Linked DNA regions of Homo sapiens: region 1 is linked to region 2. The links are chromatin contacts, found by Hi-C in ENCODE. All regions are on one chromosome and are shown on one strand. The core of a region is the stretch at or near the end of the contact, and the rest is flanking DNA. Distances in the headings are between cores, read along the strand shown.

Region 1 (4,611 bases), core at 1,021-3,520, 3.1 Mb after region 2:
TTCTCATCTCTTACATAGCTTCAAGACTATAAATGCTTTCTGTACTTTCTGAAGCAGCTTTGTGCACATATTGGCAAATTTCCTTCTTTTTCTGGTTGTACCATAATTCTGATGCATAACATTGAACTTACAGCCAACAGCATTGTAACTCAGATAACCAGCAAAGTTTATCTGCCTTGTATTTTCTCCATAAAGCACGACATAGTCTTCTCACAGAACACTAAACAGCACCTCAGCACTATGCTTGGGGACCATTTTAAAAAGCAAAATCACCAAAAAGTACAAAAATTAGAAAAATGTGACACTAAACAGACCACGAAAAGGACACCTGTTTACAGTATTAAAGCTGAAAAGGGCTCCTTCAGCCTCAGCTAGAAATACATGCATTGAGTGACAGTTTTTCACTGCTCTGTACGTATTCTTGAATAATCACAAATGCACTGTGAGTAGTGACTTTTAAGTTACAAATAAATTTTATTAAGTAGGTGAAATTCAAACATAAAATCCGCTAATAAGGATTAACTGTATGTGCATAATTTAAACTTCATCCATAAATTTAACCACACCATTTGATTTTACCAGAATCAGGCTCTACCCCACTCCTGACTCTGCCCACTACCCACCCAGTACCTCTGGTAATAGGTGTCTGAGCGTCCACAGGTGGCCCCTGACTTGCGAAAGACTTCGCGGCGCTTCCAGCCAGGGCCCAGGGCCGGGCAGTCCAGCCAGTCCTCAGCCATGGAGGCCACAGGAAGCAGCAGTAGCCTGAAAGGGGGTGGAAGGGATGAGGGAAACTGAGGCTCTAGGAAGGGACAACACTGTGCCCCAGGCCACACAAATCACTGGTATCCATTAGTGCTTGCCCAAGCCCTAGGACCTGCCACAGGCAACCAGCCCATATATGGAAAAGAAACCCCTCATATTCTCACCCCATTCTTTCCTATTCTGGGCCTAGGATATCATCATTCCTCAACCCAAGGATCCCTGTTTCTTATTCTCAGTGTCCTAATCCCCTACTCCTCTCTATCCTCAGACTGACAACCCATCATTTCTCCTCACTGCCAATCCAGAAACTTTTCATCCTTCCCCCTCATTCCTCCCTGTCACTGACCTAAGGGCCTCTATCCCTCTATTTTATCACCCCAAGACCCCCATAGTCCCCATCCTCAGCCCCAAAGGGCCCCATTTCTCTTGCCCTCACTACTTGACTTCAGTAGTCTCTCATTCCCCCCTTCCTTGACCCAGGAGTTCCTAATTTCCCTCCTTCAGTGTTTTAACCACTCCATTCCTTCTCTGCCTGATGTCCTCTTATCCTGCTACCTCAGTGTTACAACCTCGACTTCCTCTGCGAGACACAACTGCTCCAACCCATAGCCTGAACAGCCCCTCATCTTTTCCATTCCTCACACTGGAAGCCTCCCATGCCTCCCCTTCCTCAGCCCAAGACCTCCCCCCTTATTTTTCTTCTCCTTCAATGTTCTCACCCACAATTTCTCCCTAGTCTGAGCTCCCAAACCTTCCTCTACAGCCAAAAAGTTCCCCACTTCTCCTCCTTACTGTTCTCATCCTCCATTCCTCCCTTATCATCCAGAGAGACCCTAATTTCTCCCCTCAGCATTCCGAACCCTCCTCCATTCTCTCTGTTCTTGTCCCGGGATCATGCCATCCCTAACTGTCACCATTCTGATCCCCTACTGCTCCTCGTCCTCTATATGGGGCCTCCTATTCCTCCCTTTCAGCATTCCAAAGCCTCTATTTCTCCTGTCATCAGCCTGAGGGCCCCTCATTTCTCCCTCTCAGAGTTCTGAACCCCCATTTCTCTCTCAACTTCAGATGCCCCGATGTCTCCCTTTAGCGTTCTGATCTCCACCATTCCTCTCCGTCCTCGTCCCAGGATCCCGACACTCCTACCTGTCAGAGTTCAGAGCTGCATTCCTTCCCGTCCTCAGCCTAAATCCCCCCATTTCTCCTCGTCAGTATTCCGACGCCGCCATTCCTCCCCCTTATCGGCCTGAGGGCCCTTCATTCCTCCCCGTCAGCGTTCTGAGCCACAATTCCTTCCCATCCTCCGCCTGAGCGCTCTCCACGTCCAGCCCCAAGGCTGTCTCACCAGTTTGGCACCAGGCCGGTATCTTCCGCCACTCTAGGCCCGTGGACCCATGGCGAGGGTCCCTCCTGCACCTCCCGCCTCGCCCTCCTCCCCTTCCTCCTCCTCCGCGGCCGCCTCCTCTGAAGCGGTAGCTGTCGCCTCCGCGGCTGTTCGTTGCTCCCGGAACCGGAAGTCCGCTGCCTGCCTCTCGGGCTCCGCCTCTGGCTAAGCACCTGCGCACTATTGCCTCGATGTCGCGTGCCCTTAATAGGGAGGCTCCCGCGCCTACGGGCCGGCGCTCCGCAGCGGTGCGCGCGCCCCCCTGCCGAGAGCCAGTTGCATCTGCGTGCTGACGTTCAACGACAGCTAACCCCTTCGAGGGACTGGCAGTTGCGGCTCTCCTCGCTGCCCATCTAGCTGGCGCATGCGCTTTCCAGCCTCAACCTGAAGGGAAGCGGTCGGGGAGGGCTTGCGCCTGCGCCCTCCCTTCCCTCCCGCGGTCTCCACAGCCGATACCGAACGCGGCAAGGAAGCTGCTTCGCGCCTGCGCACTCCCTGGCCCTGCCGGCGCTCTCCTCTCCCACCTCTCGCTGGGGTCTATCCTGTGTTCGTGGGTCCCTCCGAACATCAACCCCAGGGGGGGTCGTGTCCCGCTCCCTCCTCCCCGCCGAACAGCTGTGGGAGCGCGCGGGGCGGGGAAAGGGGCGGTGCCACACCGCAGGTAAACTGAGGCACGCGGGAGGGCGCGCCCCTGCAGGAGGCGGATCCCCAACGTGGGGCTTGTGGGGAAAAGGCGGGGCCTGGCGTCCACAGCGGACGACAGCTCTGGGTGGGAGACAGGAGCATGCATGGGCGGTGTCACCACACTGAAGGCGCGCTGCGTAGACCCTCTGCCCGTGGGAGGCTGGGAATGTGGGTCCCTGGGCTCTCGCGGGGTGCAGGCGCCCCCCATCTTATCCAGAAGTCTGGAACAGTTGCAACCGCAGCAATGTGGAGACAGCTTCCTTGGTTTCTTCAAAATTTTATTAACAAAACCCAGGGAGAGGAGGCAAGGATGAGTGGACTCCGCAGCCCCACCAGGCACTGAACATGTCGACGGGGACAGTCCCTCTGATAAAGGCAGATGGGCGGTCAACCGGTGGATGGGCACAGGGAGAACCGGAGAAACAGATGAGTGGAGGAACGGACACACGGGCACCGGGCGGCTCCCCCATCTGGAATGCAGGGTGTAAGGGGTCCGGGCCAGGAGGCTCAGCGGTCGGCACTGGAGCGCAGGTCGGTAGTGAGGGGATCGTGCTGGATCGTCTGGTGCAGCATCAGGGCCAGCAATCCCGCGCGGTTTGTCATGGCTGTGCGCACATTGCGCTCCTGCTCAAACAGCTCGTCCAGCTTGTACCACTGCCAAGGGAGCGGCAGGAGTCCTAAGCAGGAACACCTGCAGCCCCGCCTGCCCCGGCCACGTCCGACATGGAAACCTACCACATGCAGCACCAAAACCGCACAGAAACCTACCACACGCACGCGCTCCAAGTCCACTTCCGCACGCCGCAGCTTCTCCCAGCAGTAATGGCGATTGCACTGGCGCTTGGGCAGGCGGCAGAAGTCACCCGTGAGCTCAAAGACATCACGTACAAGGGGGCACCCGCATACCTCGTCAGCTGGCACCTGCAAGGAGGCCAGGTTGGGGGGATGAATAGCGGTGATAAGGGAGAATAGGAATGGGGGCTCAAGGAGGGAGAAGGAAAAGAATGGAGGGTTCAGGGAACGGTGAGGAGGCATGGAAAAGGAGGAATGGAGGGTGAAGCAGCAGGGAAGCTGAGAGGAAAAAGTGAAGGAAAAGTGAGGTGAGGAAGGAAGGGATGAATGTGGGACAGCGAGGCAGGGAGGAGGGGCAAAATGGGAGGAGCTGAGGGAAAACCTTACTTTGGGGTCCCGTGAGTGCTCGGGGCACAGCACCTGGAGCCGCTTACAGTATGTTTTGCTCTGAGGATTATACACATCACAGAAGAGTCGTGTGGCCCTGGGGATTTGGAGTAGAGAGGGCAGTAGAGGGAGGGAAGGGAGGTCCATCTGTCCTGGCTGGTTGCCCGTATCCTGCCCCAGCTCCACACACATCCCACTTCTGACCCCCGCCTTAACCCCCCACCTCTCACTGCGTGGCACCCTCACTTACCCTTCAATGCGTGTGGGGTACATGGACCCAAAGGACGTCTGGCTCTCATACTGGAGGGATGAGCACAAATGGAGGGAACTGTGGATGTGCGCTGCATGCCCTCCCAAGACACCACCCAGACAACAAATCTGTCCCCCACTGGCCCACTGATGTTCCCACATGGTCCGCCCCCTCAGTCTGACACCCCAACCTTGGCGTAGCAGCGCTCCATGTGGCGCAAGGCAACACGTGGGTTGATGGGGTGCCCACAGGAAACACAGAAGATCTGCAGGTCTGTGTCATCACTGTCACCCTCGTTGCTCTGCATGGAATGGAAGGAACAATAAGGCTGGGAAGGACAAAGTACAGG
Region 2 (4,543 bases), core at 634-3,133:
CAACATGGTGAAACCCCATTTCTACTACAAATACAAAAATTAGCCAGGCTTGGTGGTGCGTGCCTGTAATCCCAGCCATTCGGGAAGCTGAGGCAGGAGAATCGCTTGAACCTGGGAGGCGGAGGATGCAGTGAACCGAGATTGCGCCACTGCACTCCAGCCGGGGGGACAGGGTGAGACTCCGTCTCAAAAAAAAAAAAAAATGGGTCTTCCCACATCCACTGCTTTCCCTTCCAATCTTTCCTCCGTATTGTAGCCTCAAGGATCTTGCAAATAACACAAATCTGGTCATGTCGCTGTCTTAAGACCCTCTTCTCACCTGCCTCAGTTTTCACACCAGGTCTACACTGCTTAAAGCTCTCCTCACCCTTCCAGCTCCTCCCAACCCTTCACCTTCACCGAGTTAATGTTTACTCATGTATCAGATTTCAGGTTAGACACGCTTCCTCCAAGAAGCTTTCGCAGATACACAAGTTAGTATCTGCCCGTACTTCTCTTACATAATACTCTCTATACTTGTTATTGTCATTTGTTTAGTTTTTATTTAGATTAACTTCCATCAGAAGGGCAGAGTAGCTGCTGTAACTTCAGTTACTATAAATGGGCCTGGCACATACTTTGCACTCAATAAATATCTTCTGAAGTAAATGAAATGAATCAATCTTGCTCCTGGGTTTACGTTTCAGTGATTCAAACGGGCATACTTGGTACACAACGTGAGGTCCTGGAAGGTATAACTTGTGTTTTCATTTTTGAATTTCTAAATTCTAGCAGAGTTTTTGGCACACTCTATGCACCCAATAAGCTATCTGAATAAACTTTTCTTGGAACATGAGTGTCTGAATGTCCTGATAACTCCAACACGTTCCCTTCCTGTAATTCCTAAAGCCCAGGAACACTTATTGCCTTCCATCAGTTAGTGAACTACTGATGCTCCAAAATGGGTCACGCCTCCTTCCCCTCCACACCCAACTCGTTTTGTTTTGTTTGTTTTGTTTTGTTAGACGGAGTCTCACTCTATTGCCCAGGCTGGAGTGCAATGGCGCAATCTCGGCTCACTGCAACCTCTGCCTCCCAGGTTTAAGTGATTCTCCTGCCTCAGCCTCCCGCCCGGCTAATTTTTGTATTTCCACCACCACGTCCGGCTAATCTTTGTATTTTTAGTAGAGACGGGGTTTTACCATGTTGGCCAGGCTGGTCCCAAACTCCTGACATCATGATCCGCCGGCCTCGGCCTGCCAAAGTGCTGGGATTACAGGCGGGAGCCACCGCGCCCGGCCCCACACCCCCAACTCTTAGCCCGAAACTCAGACCCCGGGTTTTCGACTATTAAAAGTAGTCACAGGACCGCGACACTGCACTTCAGCCTGGGCAAAAGAGCGAGACTCCCCCTCAAAAAAAAAAGTAGTCACAGAAAACTGAATTAAATTACTGACCTGAAGTAATCGCAAGCAGAGGCGTCCCTGACTGACTTCTATATCCCTCCACCCCAACCCCCTGGGCCCTGCACAGCGGGTGTCTGTTGAATATTCTCCCGGCTGTTGAGCCCAAACCTGATGAGAGGAAAGGCTCGGCTTCCACTCCAAGCCGAGCCTTCCGCTGTTCTTCTGTCCCGGCCCTTGGTGTCCCCTCACGCGGCCCCATTAGGTTACGCGCCCCCGGGGACTCCGCCGCCGCCCCAGCCCGCGCCCCGCGGTCCCACTCACTGTTCTTGAGGAATCGCTCCTCGTGCAGCACTGCGATGGCGTTGACGCAGAGCAGGGCTGCCTGCAGCAGTGAGTACAGGGTAAAGGCCATGGCCGTCCGAGGCCGCCCCGAAGTCCAAGCGATTTCTCTCCCGCCGCCGCAAGGGACGTGGCGCCTCCACGGCCGGCGCCTTCCTACGGAAGCCGATGGGGCCCAAAACGAACTCTCCGGGAAGCCCCGCCTCCATCTGGCTAAGAACCGCCCCTCGCTGAAGACTGCAAGTCCTGCCGCTTGTCTAGACCGGTGATGTGCAATCAATGCTCTGATGTGGCCAGTGCTGCAGGTGCAAAATACACACCGGATTTCACACACTTGGAACTGGAACAAGGATGAAGAATATCCCAATAATTTTTTTTTTTTTGAGATGGAGTCTGGCCCTGTCGCCCAAACTGGAGTGCAGTGGCACGATCTCGGCTCACTGCAAGCTCCGACTCCCGGGTTCACGCCATTCTCCTGCCTCAGCCTCCCAAGTAGCTGGGACTACAGGTGCCCGCCACCACGCCCGGCTAATTTTTTGTATTTTTAGTAGAGACGGGGTTTCACCGTGTTAGCCAGGATGGTCTCAATCTCCTGACCTCGTGATTCCCCCCTCCTCGGCCTCCCAATAATTTTTAAATGTTGATAACATGTTGAAATGAAAATATTTTGAGGCCGGGCGCAGTGGCTCACGCCTGTAATTCTAGCACTTTGGGAAACCGAGGCGGGCAAATCACCTAAGGTCAAGAGTTCGAGACCAGTCTGGCCAACATGGCAAAACCCTGTCTCTACTGAAAATACAAAAATTAGCTGGGTGTGATGGTGGGCTCCTGTAATCCCAGCTACTCAGGAGGCTGAGAGAAGAGAATCACTTGAACCCGGGAGGCAGAGACTGCAGTGAGCCGAGATCCAGCCTGGGTGACAGAGCAAGAGGAAAGAAGGAAGGAAGGGAGGAAGGTTTCTTGTTTATTTTTAATTATTTTATTTAATGTGGTTATGAAGATACTGTAAATGACATGTGACGCTTGCATTATATTTCTATTGCTCAGTACTGCACTTGATGCTCCCAGGAGATACAGGAGATACTAATATTCCCATTTCAGATTTCAGAATGCTAAAACAAAATAACTGTTTTAAAATTACTCAGTGAGAAACATCCCCTCCTTGACCAAACTCCAACCAAGATCCTCTGAGCCTCTTCTTTTTTTTTTTCCCCCCCCAGGAACAGGGTCTTGCTCTGTTGCCCAGGCTGGAGTGCAGTGGCACCATCATAGCTCAATGCAGCCTTCAGCTCCTGGCTCGAGCAGTCCTCCTGCCTTAGCCTCCTGCTTAGCTGTATGTGATGGTTAAGACTGAGTGTCAACTTGATTGGATTGAAGGATGCAAAGTATTGATCCTGGGTGTGTCTGTGAGGGTGTTGCCAAAGGAGATTAACATTTGAGTCAGTGGGCTGGGAAAGACAGGTCCACTCTTAATCCAAGTGGGCACCATCTAATCAGCTGCTGGAGTGGCCAGGATATAAAGCAGGCAAAAAACCAATGAAAAGGGTATGCCAAGACCAGCTCGGTTGGGGAGACCCTAACCCAGCGGTGCTAGAGGAATTAAAGACACACACAGAGGTGTGAAGTGGGAAATCAGGGGTCTTATAGCCTTCAGAGCTGAGATCCCCGAACAAAGATTTACCCACGTATTTATTAACAGCAAACCAGTCATTAGCATTGTTTCTATAGATGTTAAATTAACTAAAAGTATCCCTTATGGGAAATGAAGGGATGGGCCGAATTAATTGCAGCAGGAACACATCCTTAAGACACAGATCTCTCAGGCTTTTGTTTGTGGCTTAAGAATGCCTTTAAGCAGTTTTCCAACCTGGGTGGGCCAGGTATTCCTTGCCCTCATTCCCGTAAACCCACAACCTTCCAGCTTGGGCGTTAGGGCCATTATGGACATGTTATAGTGCTGCAGAGATTTTATTTATGGCCAGTTTTGGGGCTAGTTTATGGCCAGACTGTTGGGGGCTTGCTCTCAACAAGGGTAGACTGGCTTAGCCTCCCAGCCTACATCTTTCTCCCATGCTGGATGCTTCCTACCCTTGAACGTTGGACTTCAAGTTCTTCAGCTTTGGGACTCAGACTGGCTTCCTCAGCTTGCAGACGGCTTATTGTGGGATCTTGTGATCGTGTGAGTTAATAGTACCGAATAAGCTCCCTCTTTGTATATATATCTCCTATTAGTTCTGTCCCTCTAGAGAATACTGACTAATACACTCTATTACAGGAATGGGTCATCCCGCCAGGCTGAGCCCTCTTCTTGACAACACCTCAATATTGGCCACTTAAAAACTACAGATTCTCAGCCTGGGGAACATGGCAAGACCCTGTCTCTACCAAAAATACAAAAAAAAAAAAAAAATGCCTCAGCTTAGTGGTATACACCTGTGGTCCCAGCTACTAAGGAGGCTGAGGTGGGAGGATCACTTGCACCCAGGGAACGGAGGTTGCAGTGAGCTGAGATTGAGCCATTGCACTCCAGCTTGGGTGACAGAACAAGACCCTGTCTAAAAAACAAAACAGGCTGGGCGCGGTGGCTCACACCTGTAATCCCAGCACTTTGGAAGGCCGAGGCGGGTGGATCACAAGGTCAGGAGATCTAGACCATCCTGGCTAACACAATGAAACCCCATCTCTATTTTTTAAAAATACAAATAAATTAGCCGGGCATGGTGGCGGGCACCTATATTCCCAGCTACCCGGGAGGCTGAGGCTGGAGAACGGCATGAACCCGGGAGTCGGAGCTTGCAGTGAGCCGAGATCACGCCACT

What was found. Hi-C counts contacts between places; a loop is a spot of excess contacts on that map. Pooled maps may share reads with other maps.
Region 1: a loop to region 2 is called in a map of B cell, with 12 times the contacts of the local background. The contact joins the promoter of MBD1 here to the promoter of IER3IP1 in region 2. A Hi-C loop is called at or near these places in 2 of 168 maps with a recorded cell type or tissue (B cell and natural killer cell) and 10 of 50 pooled maps.

The regions. Positions count from the first base shown.
Region 1 is chr18:50,279,253-50,283,863 of GRCh38, forward strand. MBD1 (methyl-CpG binding domain protein 1) reads right to left here and starts at 2,271. Exons shown (of 17, transcript NM_015846.4): 1 at 2,111-2,271; 2 at 631-765. The coding sequence starts at 740. CXXC1 (CXXC finger protein 1) reads right to left here. Exons shown (of 15, transcript NM_014593.4): 11 at 4,453-4,563; 12 at 4,263-4,312; 13 at 4,013-4,109; 14 at 3,602-3,754; 15 at 3,095-3,487. The coding sequence ends at 3,341. RefSeq lists silencers at 2,004-2,083, 2,094-2,203 and enhancers at 2,349-2,929, 2,930-3,510.
Region 2 is chr18:47,174,481-47,179,023 of GRCh38, forward strand. IER3IP1 (immediate early response 3 interacting protein 1) reads right to left here and starts at 1,884. Exons shown (of 3, transcript NM_016097.5): 1 at 1,707-1,884. The coding sequence starts at 1,797. RefSeq lists enhancers at 1,793-1,912, 1,923-2,052.